Regions from separate parts of the Homo sapiens genome. Here regions 2 and 3 are each linked to region 1. Evidence: read pairs that join two places in POLR2A ChIA-PET (ENCODE). Cell type or tissue: GM12878. All regions are shown on one strand.

The links. Peaks named below come from ENCODE experiments on the same cell type or tissue, not always from the same donor. Only the 100,000 strongest peaks of a DNase experiment are listed, where the experiment ranks them.
Region 2: POLR2A ChIA-PET joins it to region 1 with 5 read pairs; 1 of 35 experiments calls an interaction of 5 or more read pairs at or near these places.
Region 3: POLR2A ChIA-PET joins it to region 1 with 5 read pairs; 4 of 35 experiments call an interaction of 5 or more read pairs at or near these places.

The regions. Positions count from the first base shown.
Region 1 is chr17:16,227,219-16,232,218 of GRCh38, forward strand. The region is part of intron 1 of PIGL (phosphatidylinositol glycan anchor biosynthesis class L); the gene reads left to right. Among named protein-coding and RNA genes, the nearest start is that of PIGL, 13 kb to the left of the region's middle. In GM12878, no CTCF peak of the experiment used is centred here; a DNase peak (open chromatin) is centred at 2,483; H3K27ac peaks cover 585 bases.
Region 2 is chr17:16,964,714-16,969,713 of GRCh38, forward strand. All of the region lies in intron 1 of TNFRSF13B (TNF receptor superfamily member 13B), which reads right to left. Among named protein-coding and RNA genes, the nearest start is that of TNFRSF13B, 4.9 kb to the right of the region's middle. RefSeq lists an enhancer at 1-119. In GM12878, no CTCF peak of the experiment used is centred here; a DNase peak (open chromatin) is centred at 108; H3K4me3 peaks cover 4,636 bases; H3K27ac peaks cover 5,000 bases.
Region 3 is chr17:16,150,285-16,155,284 of GRCh38, forward strand. It overlaps NCOR1 (nuclear receptor corepressor 1), which reads right to left. Exons shown (of 46, transcript NM_006311.4): 7 at 3,055-3,111; 8 at 1,662-1,714. SNORD163 (small nucleolar RNA, C/D box 163) reads right to left here and starts at 2,912; the gene lies at 2,849-2,912. In GM12878, no CTCF peak of the experiment used is centred here; no DNase peak of the experiment used is centred here.

The DNA.
Region 1 (5,000 bases):
CTGCCTCAGCTTCCCAAGTAGCTGGGATTACAGGCGCGTGCCACCATCATGACCAGCTAATTTTGGTATTTTTGTAGAGCCAGGGTTTCACCATGTTGGCCAGGCTAGTCTCAAACTCCTGACCTCAAGTAATCCGCCTGCCTTGGCCTCCCAAAGTGCTGGGATTACAGGCGTGAGCCACCTCACCCAGTGAAAGGTAGCAATTTCATTAGTAAGAGTCGATATGAATGCAATCCTTTTGGGAATAATGAGAAATGACACTACTCGCAAGTATGGCTATATTGGCTGATAATATAGCATGTGACAATGTTTCTTGATCTGCAGAGATATGAGCTCATTTTTCTTTTTAATTTTCTTTTCTTTTTTTTTTTTTTTTTTTGAGATGGAGTTTCACTCTTGTTGCCCAGGCTGGAGTACAATGGCATGATCTCGGCTCACTGCAACCTCTGCCTCCCAGGTTCAAGCGATTTTCCTGCCTCAGCCTCCCAAGTAGCTGTGATTACAGGCATGTGCCACCATGCCCGGCTAATTTTGTATTTTTAGTAAAGACTGGGTTTCTCCATGTTGGTCAGGCTGGTCTCGAACTCCCGACCTCAGGTGATCCACCCACCTTGGCCCCCCAAAGTTTGGGATTACAGGCATGAGCCACTGCACCCAGCCTTTTTAATTTTTTTCTCTTAGTGATCTTTTAAAGACAACTTCTGTTTTATAGGGATAACGCCTATAATCCCAGCAATTTCATAATTGAAAGATTTTATTCATTGAAAATCCAGTTTTTAATATTATTTAAATTGTGGTAAGACATACATAACAAGAACTTACCATTTTAAACTTTTTTTTTTTTTTTTTTGAGATGGAGTTTCACTCTTGTTGCCCACACTAGAGTGCAATGGCATGATCTCGGCTCACTGCAACCTCCGCCTCCCAGGTTCAAGCAATTCTCCTACCTCAGCCCCCTGAATAGCTGGGATTACAGGCACCCACCACCACCATGCCCGGCTAATTTTTTTATATTTTTATTAGAGAATGGAGTTTCACCATGTTGGCCAGGCTTGTCTTGAACTCCTGACCTGAGGTGATCCACCTTCCTCGGCCTCCCAAAGTGCTAGGATTACAGGCGTGAGCCACTGCGCCCAGCGATTTTATTTTATTTTATTTCTTTATTTATTTTATTTTATTTTTTTGAGACGGAGTCTTGCTCTGTCGCCCAGGCTGGAGTGCAGTGGCGCGATGTACGCTCACTGCAAGCTCCGCCTCCCGGGTTTACTTACACCATTCTCCTGCCTCAGCCTCCCGAGTAGCTGGGACTACAGGCTCCCGCCACCACGCCCGGCTAATTTTTTGTATTTTTAGTAGAGACGGGGTTTCACCGTGTTAGCCAGGATGGTCTCGATCTCCTGACCTCGTGATCCGCCCGCCTTGGCCTCCCAAAGTGATGGGATTACAGGCGTAAGCCACCACGCCCGGCGATTTTAAACATTTTTAAGTGTTCAATTCCATGGCAGTAAGCACTTTCATAGTATTATGTAACCATCACCACTATTTCATCATCCCAAATAGAAACTCTATACCTGTTTAGCATTCCTTTTCCCCTCCTCTCCCAAGCCTCTGGTAACCACCATTCTTTCTATCTCTATGAATTTGTCTATTCTAGGTAACTCGAATAAGTGGAATCATACAATAATTGTTATTTTATGCCTGGCTTATGCTAATTAGCATACTGTTTTCAAAGTTCATCCATATTGTGGCATGTATCAGAACTTCATTTCTGGTTGAGCTCAGTGGCTCACACCTGTAATCCCAGCACTTTGGGAGGCTGAAGTGGAAGGATCCCTTGAGACCAGGAGTTCAAGACCAGTCTGGACAACATAGTGAGATTTCGTCTTTACAAAAAATAAAAATAAAAAAATTAGCCAGTCTGGGTGGCGAGTGCCTATAGTCCCAGCTACTTGGGAGGCTGAAGTGGGAGAATCCCTTGAATCCAGGAGGTCAAGGCTGCAGTAAGCTCTGATCAGTCTGCTGCATTCCGGCCTGGGTGACAGAGCAAGTCCCTGTCTCAAAAAAAAACTTCATTTCTTTTTATGGCTTTATTAATATTCCATTGTGTATATATACATACATATATATATGTATGTATATATACCACATTTTGTTTATCATTCATCTAATGATAGGCACTTGGGTTATTTCCAATTTGGGGCTATTATGAATAATGCTTCTATGAACATTGGTGTACAAGTATTTATTTGAGTACCGGTTTTCCTTTTTTTTTTTTTTTTTTTTGAGTATAATTGCTGAGACATATGGTAATTCTGTATTTAAATTTTTTGAGAATTGACAAACTGTTTTCTGCAGCAACTGTACAGTTTTACGTTGCCACCAGCAATGAACTATGGTTCCAGTTTCTCCACATCTTTGTCAGCATTTGTAATTTTCCATTTTTTGGACTATAGCCATCCTAGTAAGTGTGCAGTGATGATGTCACATTGTGGTTTTGATTTTCATTTCCCTGATGACTAAGGATGATGAGCATCTTGCATCTTTTCACATGCTTATTGGCCATCTATATATCTTCTTTAGAGAATACCTATTCAAGTCCTTTGCCCATTTTCTGATTCTAGTTTCATTTTAAAGTCATGATTTTTTTTTTTTTTTTTTTTTTGAGACGGAGTCTCGCTCTGTCACCAGGCTGGAGTGCAGTGGCACGATCTCAGCTCACTGCAACCTCCACCTCCTAGGTTCAAGAGATTCTCCTGCCTTAACCTCCCGAGTAGCTGGGACTACAGGCGTGTGCCCACCATGCCCAGCTAATTATTGTATTTTTAGTAGAGATGGGGTTTCACTATGTTGGCCAGGATGGTCTCAATCTCTTGACCTCGTGATCCACCTGCCTCGGCCTCTCAAAGTGCTGGGATTACAGGCATGAGGCACTGTGCCTGGCCAAGTCATGATTTCTTAGACTGGGTTCTGTGGACACATCCTAATAGAAGAGGATCTAGCTCTCTTAGTTTCAGCTTCCTTTGGGAACCCAGGCCTCTGGGCTCCAGTAACACTGCCTCCTTCCTTTACCTTGCCAACCGAGGGTTGGTAGTCACTTCTTGCTATCTCTAAACTCTGGGTTACTTCACTGTTCCTTTTGTCCCTTAGATCCTCCCTCAGTTATGCGTCAAAATCTTTGCATTAAATTCTTGCTGTTGTAACTATTTGATGTGGTTTCTGTTACCCCGAATAGATCTTGACATAGCATCTAAATTCCCTCATTTTATAGGGGAAGAAACTTGTACCATTTTGTCTTCCAAATACATTTTAGAATTACTTGGTCATGTTAAAGGAAAAACATTGCAGCTATTCCTTCCCATAACATACTTCTCAGTCGTAACTAGCAATCTAGCAGTCATAATCACTTTTTTTTTTTTTTGAGATGGAGTCTCACTCTGTTACCAGGCTGGAGTGCAGTGGCACAGTCTCAGCTCACTGCAACTTCTACTTCCTGGGTTCAAGCTTTTCTCCTGCCTCAGCCTCCCAAGTAATTACAGGCTAGGATTACAGGCCTGAGCCACCGTGGCCAGCCTCATAATCACATTTAATACAAAATAAAGTCACGTTGTAAAGACTCAAATTTATACATCACAATGTATAAAGGTAAAAATTTTATTTTTAAAGAATAAAATTACAAAAATTAAAGAATTTCTCCAAATTCATATAGTTAGTAAAAAGACAGATAGTGTTGGGACCATGATGCCTTCATGCCCAGTCCATTTCTTGTTCTAACAAATTAAAACTTCCCGGGTTGGAGTGGGAGAGGAGCTTTTTTCCTTTATATGGTTTTTTTTTTGGTTTTGGTTTTTCTTTTTTTTTTTTTTTTTTTTTTGGTAGAGAGAGGTCTTGCTATATTCCCCAGCCTGGTCTTGAATTCCTGGCCTTAAACAGTGTGCCCGCCTTCCAAAGTGCTAGGAGCTGGGATTACAGGCATGAGCCACCACACCCAGCTTCTTACTGATTTATTTTCTTTTCTTTTTTTTTTTTTTTTTTGAGACACAGGGTCTCACATTGTCACCCAGGCTGTAGTGCAGTGGTGTGGTCATGGTTCACTATAGCCTCAAAATCCCAGGCTCAAGCGTTCCTCCCACTTCAGCCTCCCGAGTCAGTGGGACTACAGGCGTGAGCCACCATGCCCAGCTAATTTTTAAAATTTTTCTTTTGTGAAAACAGGGTCTCACTATGTTGACCAGGCTGGTTTTGAACTCCTGGCCTCAAGTGATCCTCTTGCCACAGCCTTCCAAAGTGCTGGGAATACAGACATGAGCCACTATGCCCAGCTTTGATTTTTTTTTAACCATATAAATCTATTACCTATTTAGAATAAACTAATTTTAAATTTTTTAAGTAAAATAAAATGTTTACCCTTATAAATTATGATGTATAAATTTGAGTCTTTACAAAATGTCTTTACTTTGTATTAAATGTGATTATGATTGCTAGTTATGACTGAGAAGTATGTTATGGGAAGACTACTAAGCATACAATTGTGCATGAGCTTATACACAAACACACACATAATGTAGTTCTACATCTAGAAATTACATTAATTTTATTATTTTCTGTTTCCTAGAATAATGGTCTCAAACTCTTTGGTCACATTTTCCTATCAGTAAAAAATGTTGAGTTTTTTTATTTATTTACAATATATCATAAGTATATGGACTAATGTGTACATTAAAAACATTAACAAAAACTTACATTTATAAAAAACAAGGTAAACAAATTAGGGGGAGATGGCTGAGCACTGTGGCTCACTCCTGTAATCCCTTCACTTTGGGAGGCAGAGGTGGGTGGATCACCTGAGGTCAGGAGTTCAAGACCAGCCTGGCCAACATAATGAAATCCCGTCTCTACTAAAAATACAAAAATTAGCCAGGCGTGGTGGTGGGCACCTGTAAACCCAGCTACTTAGGAGGCTGAGGCAAGAGAATCGCTTGCACCTGAGAGGCGGAGGTTGC
Region 2 (5,000 bases), 740 kb after region 1:
TCTGTTTGTGAAATGGGGACAGCCACTTCTACCCATCATAATTTTCACCTCCTGCCAGCTCATGTTGAAAACGGATTCGCCATGGTTCAGTGACCCAGAGTGTGCCGGAGTGAAGTGCCCGTGGTGGGGAAAGCACGGCTGAGTCATCTTGGGAAGGACTCTGGCTGTGCACAACCTCAGTTTTCCTGACCTGTAAAATGGACACTCTAGACTTTCTTTTGTAGATCTTCTCAAGGGTGTGTACATGACAAGCATGTAACTGGCCCAAGACATGGCTGCTGCTACTGGTATAATAACTACCAGTAGTGATATAAATAGTATGAAATATAATGGGTTAATAGTTATCATTTTATAATAATTTATAATAATGTAAAATAATTTTAATATTAGTGATAATTAACATTTTCTTTTGTAGAGACAGGGTCTTGCTCTGTCTCTACAAAATTACAGTGGTGCAATCATAGCTCACTGCAGCCTTGAACTCCTGGGTTCAAGTGATTCTTTCCCCTCAGCTTCCCAATTAGCTAAGACAACAGCTGTGAGCCCCTGTGCCCAGCCAATGATAATCATTAATAATGATAGTAGCATCAAATTAGTGCTCTGGGCTGGGGGAACTACCCCCAGAACCTGAACTCCCAGAACCCACTGCTGGGTGACATTTCTTGTTGGTAATGTGACATTTCAGGGTATAGCCATTCTGCCTCCCCGTACTGTCTCATTTGTCTCTGAATCCAGTGCCTTCCAAGATAGCAGGCACACAGCAGGTGCTGGATAAATGCTAATCAGTAGCTGGATATAGTTGTACTCAGTAAAGACTTGCGGAAGGAAAAGCAAGCCGCATTCTTGCACTGTGCTGATAGACAGCTGGGCAGGGATCATACTGAGTTTCAGCAGCAGCTCCCTCCCTGCCTGCATCTCCTCCATCCAGGGAGGATGCAGGGAGAGGTGGCCTGGTGGGGAAAGGTGAAAGTCCTGGGTGTTGCTTTCAACACTTGGGAGAGAGGATTCTTGGCACAAAGTGACTGGGCCAGAAACGAGCACAGGAAATAATTTCCCTCAGATCGAAAAGCAACCCGCTAAAATATTTAAATGTGAAAAGAATAAAAACATGTAAATTTAATAGAGAAGAAACCATTTCATAATTTTTTTACATCATCAAAGTGTGAAAGGTCTTTCTAACTATGACCCAAAATCTCTAAAAGAAAAGACGCATAACATAGAATCCACAAAACAACAGGCAAACAAAAAAACTTTTTTATGGCTGGATGCGGCGGCTCATGCTTGTAATCCCAGCACTTTGGAGCCCGAGGTGGGTGGATCACCTGAGGTCAGGAGTTCGAGATCAGTTTGACCAATATGAGGAAACCTTGTCTTTACTAGAAATACAAAAATTAGCTGGGCATGGTGGTGTGCGCCTGTAATCCCAGCTACTCAGGAGGCTGAGGCAGGAGAATCTCTCGAACCCAGTTGGGGGAAGTTGCAGTGAGCCGAGATTGCACCACTGCACTCCAGCCTACGCAACAGAGTGAGACTCCATCTCAAAAAAAAAAACACCAAAAAAACAAAAACAAAAAACGACAACAACAAAAACCCCAAAACTTCTCTATGACAACAAACACCCAATTCCAAAGACATATGAAAAACAGGCACAAAACCTTTGCAACTCAGATCTAAAGAATAAGCAGAAAAATAAAGAGCTACCCATGAGAAAAATGGGCAAAGGTCATGAATAGACAGTTCACAGTCAGGGAAATACAACATAAGGATGCTTGGTCTCATTCAAAAGAGACAGGCAAATTCAAACTACACTGATACCATATTCATGCTGAGATTGTTAAAACTCCAAAAGTTTAGTAAAACCTTCTATTGGCAGAGCCTGTGGGGAGAGTGGCATTCTTATTCATTGTGGAAGGAGAGTAAATAGAAATAACCCCCATGGAGGGTAATTTGGCAACATTTGTCAAAATTACTGATGGATTTACCCACTGACCCAGTGATTAAACTTTGAAATTTATCCCGAAGTGTGAAATGATAAATTTATTACAGCAACATTTTTTTTTTTAGTATATGTGCTGCCGAAGTGAGCACAACATTTGGTTTTTTTTGTTTTTTCTTTTTCTTTTTTCTTTTTTTTTTTTTTTTTGAGATGGAGTCTCACTCTGTCTCCCAGGCTGGAGTGCAGTGGTGCGATCTCGGCTCACTGAAACTTCTGCCTCCTGGGTTCAAGCGATTCTCTTGCCTCAGCCTTCCGAGTAGCTGGGATTACAGGCACTCGCCAGCATGCCTGGCTAATTTTTGTATTTTTAGTAGAGATGGGGTTTCACCATGTTGGCCAGGCTGATCTGGAACTCCTGACTTCAGGTTATCTGCCCACCTCAGACTTTCAAAGTGCTGGGATTACAGGTGTGAGCCACCACGCCTGGCCAATTGCAGCAACATTTGTAATAGCAGAAGATTAAAAGTAACCCAACATCCATCAGCAGGGAATTGACTGAGTAAATTACAGTACATTTATACACTAGATTGTTCTGTAGCTATCAACAAAAGTAATGAGGAAGCTCTCTGTATGTTGCTGTGGAAAGAACAGCAAGGCATATTAACTAAAAAACAAAAATAAAAACAAAACAAGGTATATAACGGCATGGCTCATAGGCCCTGTTTTTGTTTTGGAGGTTATTTTTGAAAAAAGGGGGAAATTCTAATCATATTTGTAAATGGTCATGTATACATTAAAAAATTGTGTTAAAAATAAGAAACCAGGCCGGGCGCAGTGGCTCACACCTGTAATCCCAGCACTTTGGGAGGCCGAGGCTGGCGGATCACGAGGTCAGGCTAACCTGACCTAACATAGTGAAACCCCGTCTCTACTAAAAATATATAAAAAAAAAATTAGCCGGGCATGGTGGTGGGTGCCTGTAGTCCCAGCTATTCAGGAGGCTGAGGCAGGAGAATGGCGTGAACCCAGGAGGCGGGGCTTGCAGTGAGTGGGGATCACGCCACTGCACTCCAGCCTGGGCGACAGAGTGAGACTCCGTCTCAAAAAAAAAAAAAAAAAAAAAGAAAGAAAGAAAAAAAAAAGAAACCAAACACACTATTTTAAGGAAAATATTTAAGAAAAAATTTAATAAAAGAAATGCAAGAAGGCCAGGCATGGTGGCTCACGCCTGTAATCCCAGCACTTTGGGATGCCGAGGTGGGTGGATCACGAGATCAGGAGATTGAGACCATCCTGGCTAACACGGTGAAACCGCATCTCTACTAAAAAAAAATACAAAAAATTAGCCGGGTGTGGTGGCGGATGCCTGTAGTTCCAGCTACTCGGGATGCTGAGGCAGGAAAATGGCATGAACCCGGGAGGCGGAGCTCGCAGTGAGCCGAGATCGCACCACTGCACTCCAGCCTGGGCGACAAGAGCGAAACCCTGTCTCAAAAAAAAAAAAAAAGAAAAAAGAAAGGAAAAGAAATGCAAGACATACATGAAAACTAAAAAACATTGCTGAAGGAAATTAAGGATTTAAATAAATGGAAAGCCATCCCATGCTCATGGATTGAAAGAAAACAAAGCATAGTTGGAAGACTCATGTTTCCCTACTTCAAAACTTATTGCAAGGCAATGCTAATTAAGATAGGGTGGTACTGGCATCAGACAGGCATAAATCAACAGAATATAATTGAGAGCCCAAAAATAAAGCCTAACAGTTATGATCAATGGATTTTCAACAAGGATACCCAGACTATTCAATGGGAGAAAGAATAGTGTTTTCAAAAATGATGCTGGGTCAACTGGGTATTCACATACAAAAGAATGAATTTGGACCATTATCTCACACCACACACAAACATTAACTCAAAGTAGATCATAGACTTACATGTAAGAGCTAAAACCACAGAACTCATAGAAGAAAACATAGAAGTAAATCTTCATGATTTGAGGCTAGGCAGTGACACCAAATGTGCGTGTGATAGAAGAGAAGATTGATCAAAATTGGACTTAATCAAATGAAAAACTTTTGTGTTCCAAAGCAAATCATGAAGAAAGTAAAAAGACAATTCACTAACTTGGAGAAAATAGGTTCAAATATTATACCTGAAAAGGAGCTTGTATCCAAAATATATAAAGAATGCTTATAACAGAATAATGAAAAGGCAACCCAATTTTTATATGGGCTAAATATTTCAATAGGCATTTTCCCCAAAAAAACCATATAAATGGCTAAAGAAGCACATGAAAAGATGCTTAACATCATTTGTCACTAGGGAAATGCAAATCCAAACCACAGTGAGATACCACCTCACACCCCTTGGGATGGCTAGAATGAGAAAGACAGTCAATGACAAATGTCGGTGAAGATGTGGAGAAATTGGAACCCTCATGCATGAAGTGAATTATAAAATAGTGCAGCTGCTTTGGAAAGCATTTTGCAGTTCCTTAAAATGTTAAACATAGAATTTATCATATGACCCAGCAATTCCACTTGTAGGTATCTATCTACTTAAGAGAAATGAAGACATGTTCACCCAAAACTTGAATCCAAAAGTTCATAGAAGCTTTCTTAATAATCACAGTGACAAAAAAAGTAGAAACAACCCAAATGTCCATCCACCGATGACTGGAAAAGCCACATGACATATCCATAAAGTGGAATGTTACTTGGCCACAAAACTGAAGCAAGTACTGATACCTGCTACAACATGGACGGCCCTTGAAAACATTATGCCAAGTGGAAGCAGCTAGTCACAATACATCACATATGATTCCATTTATGGAAAATGTCCAAAACAGGCAAATCTATAGAGACAGAGAGTAGATTAGCCTGGGGCTAGGGAGGAATGAAGACTGACAAAGTTTCTTTTTGGGGTCATCAAAATCTTCCAAAATTAGCTTATGGTGATGGTTGCACAACTCTGTAAATATACTAAAAACACAGACTTGTATGCTTTACACAGGTGAATTTCATGGCATGTAAGTTATATGTAAATAAAGCTGCTTATTCTAGGGG
Region 3 (5,000 bases), 77 kb before region 1:
GCAGGAGCTGGCTATATGAAAAAGTAGCCAAGAGATGAAAAGAATTATTAAAATGTACATTTGCTATTTCATACAAAGCAAATGACGGTGATGAAAGAATAGCTACTGAATGACTCATACAGATGCATGCAGCTGAGGAAATATTCCAAAAGGTGTCGTACAGGGAAGCATTACCATATACTCAGTTTGCTATAATTTTAAGTATACGTTACTCAAAAGCAAATGACAATCAACAAATACAATCTTAAATGTTTCCTAGGAATTTAAATGAAGTCAGCCAGTCAGTAGTCCATCTAGGATAGTGTGCTGAGCACTAAATAGGCAATGTAGATGACATGAAATAAATCGGACAGAGCTGCTCTCCAGACTGTATCAGGAGAAACAGGACACAACACAAACATAACACTGAGGCTTTGTGGGAAAAAAAAAAAAAAGTCATTAAGTAGCCAACTAGATCTTATCTGCTCTTCTACTCTTTAAAAATGTTAAAACAGCTAAGCAGTTCCAAAGCAAGGTATATTATATGTGAGTTTTGACTAACTTACTTCTAAGGGTTCTCAAGATCATAGTAGCATCTCACAGAAAAATTGACAAATACATAACTTTTATTATGAACCACTTACTTAACAAAAGTTAAAATTATTCAAATTCAATTGTTTTCATGCATACTACCATGCAAATTATATTTGCCACCAGTTCTGCAAAGTAGTCAATAATTGCACATACTCTCAGTTAAGAAATTTTTAAAAAGAAAAAAATAAATATATATATATAAAATAAATAGCAATGTGCTCATTAGTAACCATACTAGTAAATAATTATGTTCTGCTTATACTTAATAAAACATATAAAGTAGAAATATCACATTTTTGTCACAAACTAAGAATAATGCACCTAAAATTCTCTTAAAGTATAATTTTTTTTTTAAAAAAAAGATATCTATCTAGCTTCCTCTCTTACTTCAATCAGATCAAGAAATTAGATTTTCTTTTCACTTATTTTCTTATTCCAAAATCTGCATCCATAAAGGCCTGGTACTAGGATGAGCAAGGCTAAGCAAACTACATTCTGGAGCAGCCTCGTCACCCACAAGGTGACTGAGCGCTTCCAAGGCACCAGGACATTAAATGGCAGAAGGGTCTACAAATACCGTCATTAGCAAGAGTCATGGAAGGGATTTCCCTAGAATAGGATTTTGAATAATGATAAAATGATCCGTGGCACTTCTACTTTGCAATGGCAGATGTGGCTTGGTGGGGGACGGTGTCATCACTAGTCTTAAATGAAAAAGCTTCATTATCTTACTTCATCATGCGCCTTGCAGGTACTCCACTGAAAAAAAGACAAAACAGGAGGCAAAAAATTCAAGCCTCAAGGTAAGCCATTTCAATGTTAAGTATCCACCTTTTTTACTAGCAGATTATAAAACCAGCTAGTTTTATGCAATAATTTATTTCATTTTTTGGCCTCGGAAACTCAAAGCTGTTACCCCAACCCCCAAGAAGCCAGAGGAAGATAACATATAATAAAACGACAGCAAATTACACAAATCTAAAACATACCTACAATATATTATAATAATGTCAGCAGATAACAAAAATGATCTCTTTATAGAATATACGGTCTTTAATTGAAGAACTCCAAAGATGATCAATACTTACGTCTTGATGTTCTCATGGTACACCTTGGTATCTGATGGCTGGTTATACAGTGGCTATAAAAGAAATCAAATATTTATGTATAAAATGTTGTACATATGTCTATGAAGAGACAAAGAAACATAATTTTAATGTAAGCACAGGTAAAGTACTAATGGATCTACACAATAACATGCCCTACCAAAACCTCCAAACTTTTATTTTTTTATTTACTTATTTTTTTAAATTATACTTTAAGTTCTAGGGTACACGTGCACAACGTGCAGGTTTGTTACATATGTATACATGTGCTGTGTTGGTTTGCTGCACCAATTAACTCATCACTTACATTACGTATTTCTCCTAATGCTATCCCTCCCCCATGCCCCACCCCCTGACAGGCCCCGGTGTGTGATGTTCCCCGCCCTGTGTCCAAGTGTTCTCATTGTTCAATTCCCATCTATGAGTGGGAACATGCAGTGTTTGGTTTTCTGTCCTTGCGACAGTTTGCTCAGAATGATGGTTTCCAGCTTCATCCATGTCCCTACAAAGGACATGAACTCATCCTTTTTTATGGCTGCATAGTATTCCATGGTGTATATGTGCCACATTTTCTTAATCCAGTCTATCATTGATGGACATTTGGGTTGGTTCCCAGTCTTTGCTATTGTGAATAGTGCCGCAACAAACATACGTGTGCATGTGTCTTTACAGTAGCATGATTTATAATCATTTGGGTATATATCCAGTAATGGGATCGCTGGGTCAAATGGTATTTCTAGTTCTAGATCCTTGAGGAATTGCCACACTGTCTTCCACAATGGTTGAACTAGTTTACACTCCCACCAACAGTGTAAAAGCATTCCTATTTCTCCACATCCTCTCCAGCACCTGTTGTTTCCTGACTTTTTAATGATTGCCATTCTAACTGGTATGAGATGGTATCTCATTGTGGCAAAACCTCCTAACTTTTAGATTCCCTGAGTAACTGTTAATCCCATCTCCTGTCACTCCCATAATACAGTTTATAAATCCATTGTTTCCCATAAGTATATTTATGCACAGATTTTTAATTTCAAAGTATTAATACTCCCTAATACTAGGGAGTATTAACCATTGTCACTATTTTAACAGTAACATTCAAAGAGCTTTCTAATTCTGTTCTTAATTCTCATTCTGCCTGGAAGGATTAAATAGCTGCTCAAGCAAAAACAAGCTCAGGGTGATGTTTCTGCAAAGGTCTGCAAAGGTAACCAAGTTCACTCATCATTACTTTAAACTTCATCTCAAGCTACATCTCTGCTCAGCTACATCTCTCTTATCCCAAAATAAATGGATCATATTCCATCTTATCCCAAGAAAAACTACCACCAAAAATTAAAAAAAAAAATCACTGGAAATGAAAAAATTTACTTACCAGTTCAACTTTTGGGCCAAGACCTTCAAAAATTTTATGAGCTTCTTCTGCTTTTTTCTAGAGATAAAGACATTGTTGTATCATATAATTAAAAATTACATTATCTAAGTGCAAAATAATTATTTAGAAATATTTATCTAAGACTAATCTATAGATGAACTTATCCTTATTTCCAAATATCCTTCTTCTATATGACAGGCTGAAATATGCTCCAGTTATTTTTTATTTTTTCTTAATTTGTAGTTACAATGATAGAAAACTCTGAAATTGTATTGTCATAGCTTTCCTCACCAAATTCAGTCAAAACTTAACATTTGTATTGAAAGCAATGCCTGAATAATAGGTAAGTTTTAAAAAAGCAAACAATTATATTAAAAAACTGGAGAGAGGGAATGAAAATTCACTATTAGAAATAAATCCCCCAAACATTCTACATACTTTAACTCATATCATCTTTAATAGAAACTTAAAGCAATAAAATACCATAAAATGGCCACTCTTTACTATGGTGAGCAACATTGATCTCTTTGAAGAAAAGCTGTTAATGAGCTAATTTTCTAGTTACAAGGAATCCTTAGTAATAGCTGAACAACAAAGAAAACCGCTAATTTGAATTATTCAAAGTGCTCAGTAGTTAAAAAATGCTGAATTATATGTATTTGTAATATGCTATTTCCTTTTTTTTTTTTTTTTTTTTTTTTTATTTGAGACAGGGTCTCACTCTGTCGCCCAGGCTGGGACACAATGGCACGATCATAGCTCACTGCAGCCTCAACTTCCTGGACTCAAATAATGCCCCCATCTCAGTCTCCCAAAGCTCTGGGATTACAGGTGTGAGCCACAGCACCCAGTTGCTATTTTCAAAAGTAAAATAATCCAGACCAAAGTGTTACCTAGCAAAAATCTTCCCTTGCTAAGATTAATCTATCAATATTTTGGCAACAAAAATTTTAACTTAAGACCCTCATATGTTCGTAATACAATTTGTATTCTAAGTCTACAGATAGAAGTAAATAATTCTTCAACATATGTTCGGTATGTTCTATGTGCCAAGCACTCACTAGACACTAAGAAAATAATGAATAAGATAAGCCTTCCCACCACAGGAAGATGAGGGGTCTTGAAAGTCTTCCTAGAGAAAATGATACTTGAACTGGGGCTTGAGGTAACAGTGTGCTTGGCAGAAAAGACAAAACACGGGGCCACCTGACAGCAGGGGCAACATAGCGGGGTAAAGATATTGCTAACAAGGGAACATCCAAAACCTCTTCTGGTGGGATATTACTAAGAAAAGAGTATGGGGCAAGGGCCAGGCGGGTAAGCATGTAAACATCAATAAAGGCTTCGGCTATTCTGTATAAAGTGGGAAATCATAAAAAGGTTCTATTTGGAGAATCATTAAATGGGACGAAAATATGAAAGATGGGTTAGAAAGAAAGGACTGAAGCGTGAGACTCAATAACTATGTGGGAGATGAAGGCTCAAATTAAGCTAATGATAAAGGTAGAGGAAAGAAGCGTAAGACCAGACCAATATTTAGGAGGTGGGACTAACGCTCTTCACTGATTACCTCAACATACATGAAGTGGCAAAGAGAGAGAACTGGATAATTCCTAGGATGCTGGCCTAGATGACCAGAGGTGCTGGCACAGAATATACTTCCTACCATCACCCTTTTCTTTCTTCTGAAGTCACATTCTCTTGCAAATCAACCCGTCAAAATATAAACAAGGCAGGTCATGGTGGCTCACGCCTGTAATATCAACACTTTGGGAGGCCTAGGTAGGTGGATCACTTGAGTCCAGGAGTTCAAGACCAGCCTGCTAACATGGTGAAACCCCATCTCTACTAAAAATGCAAAAATTAGCCAGGCATGGTGGCATGTGCCTATAATCCCAGCTACTTGGGAGGCTGAGGCGGGAGAATCACTTGAACCCGGGAGGTGG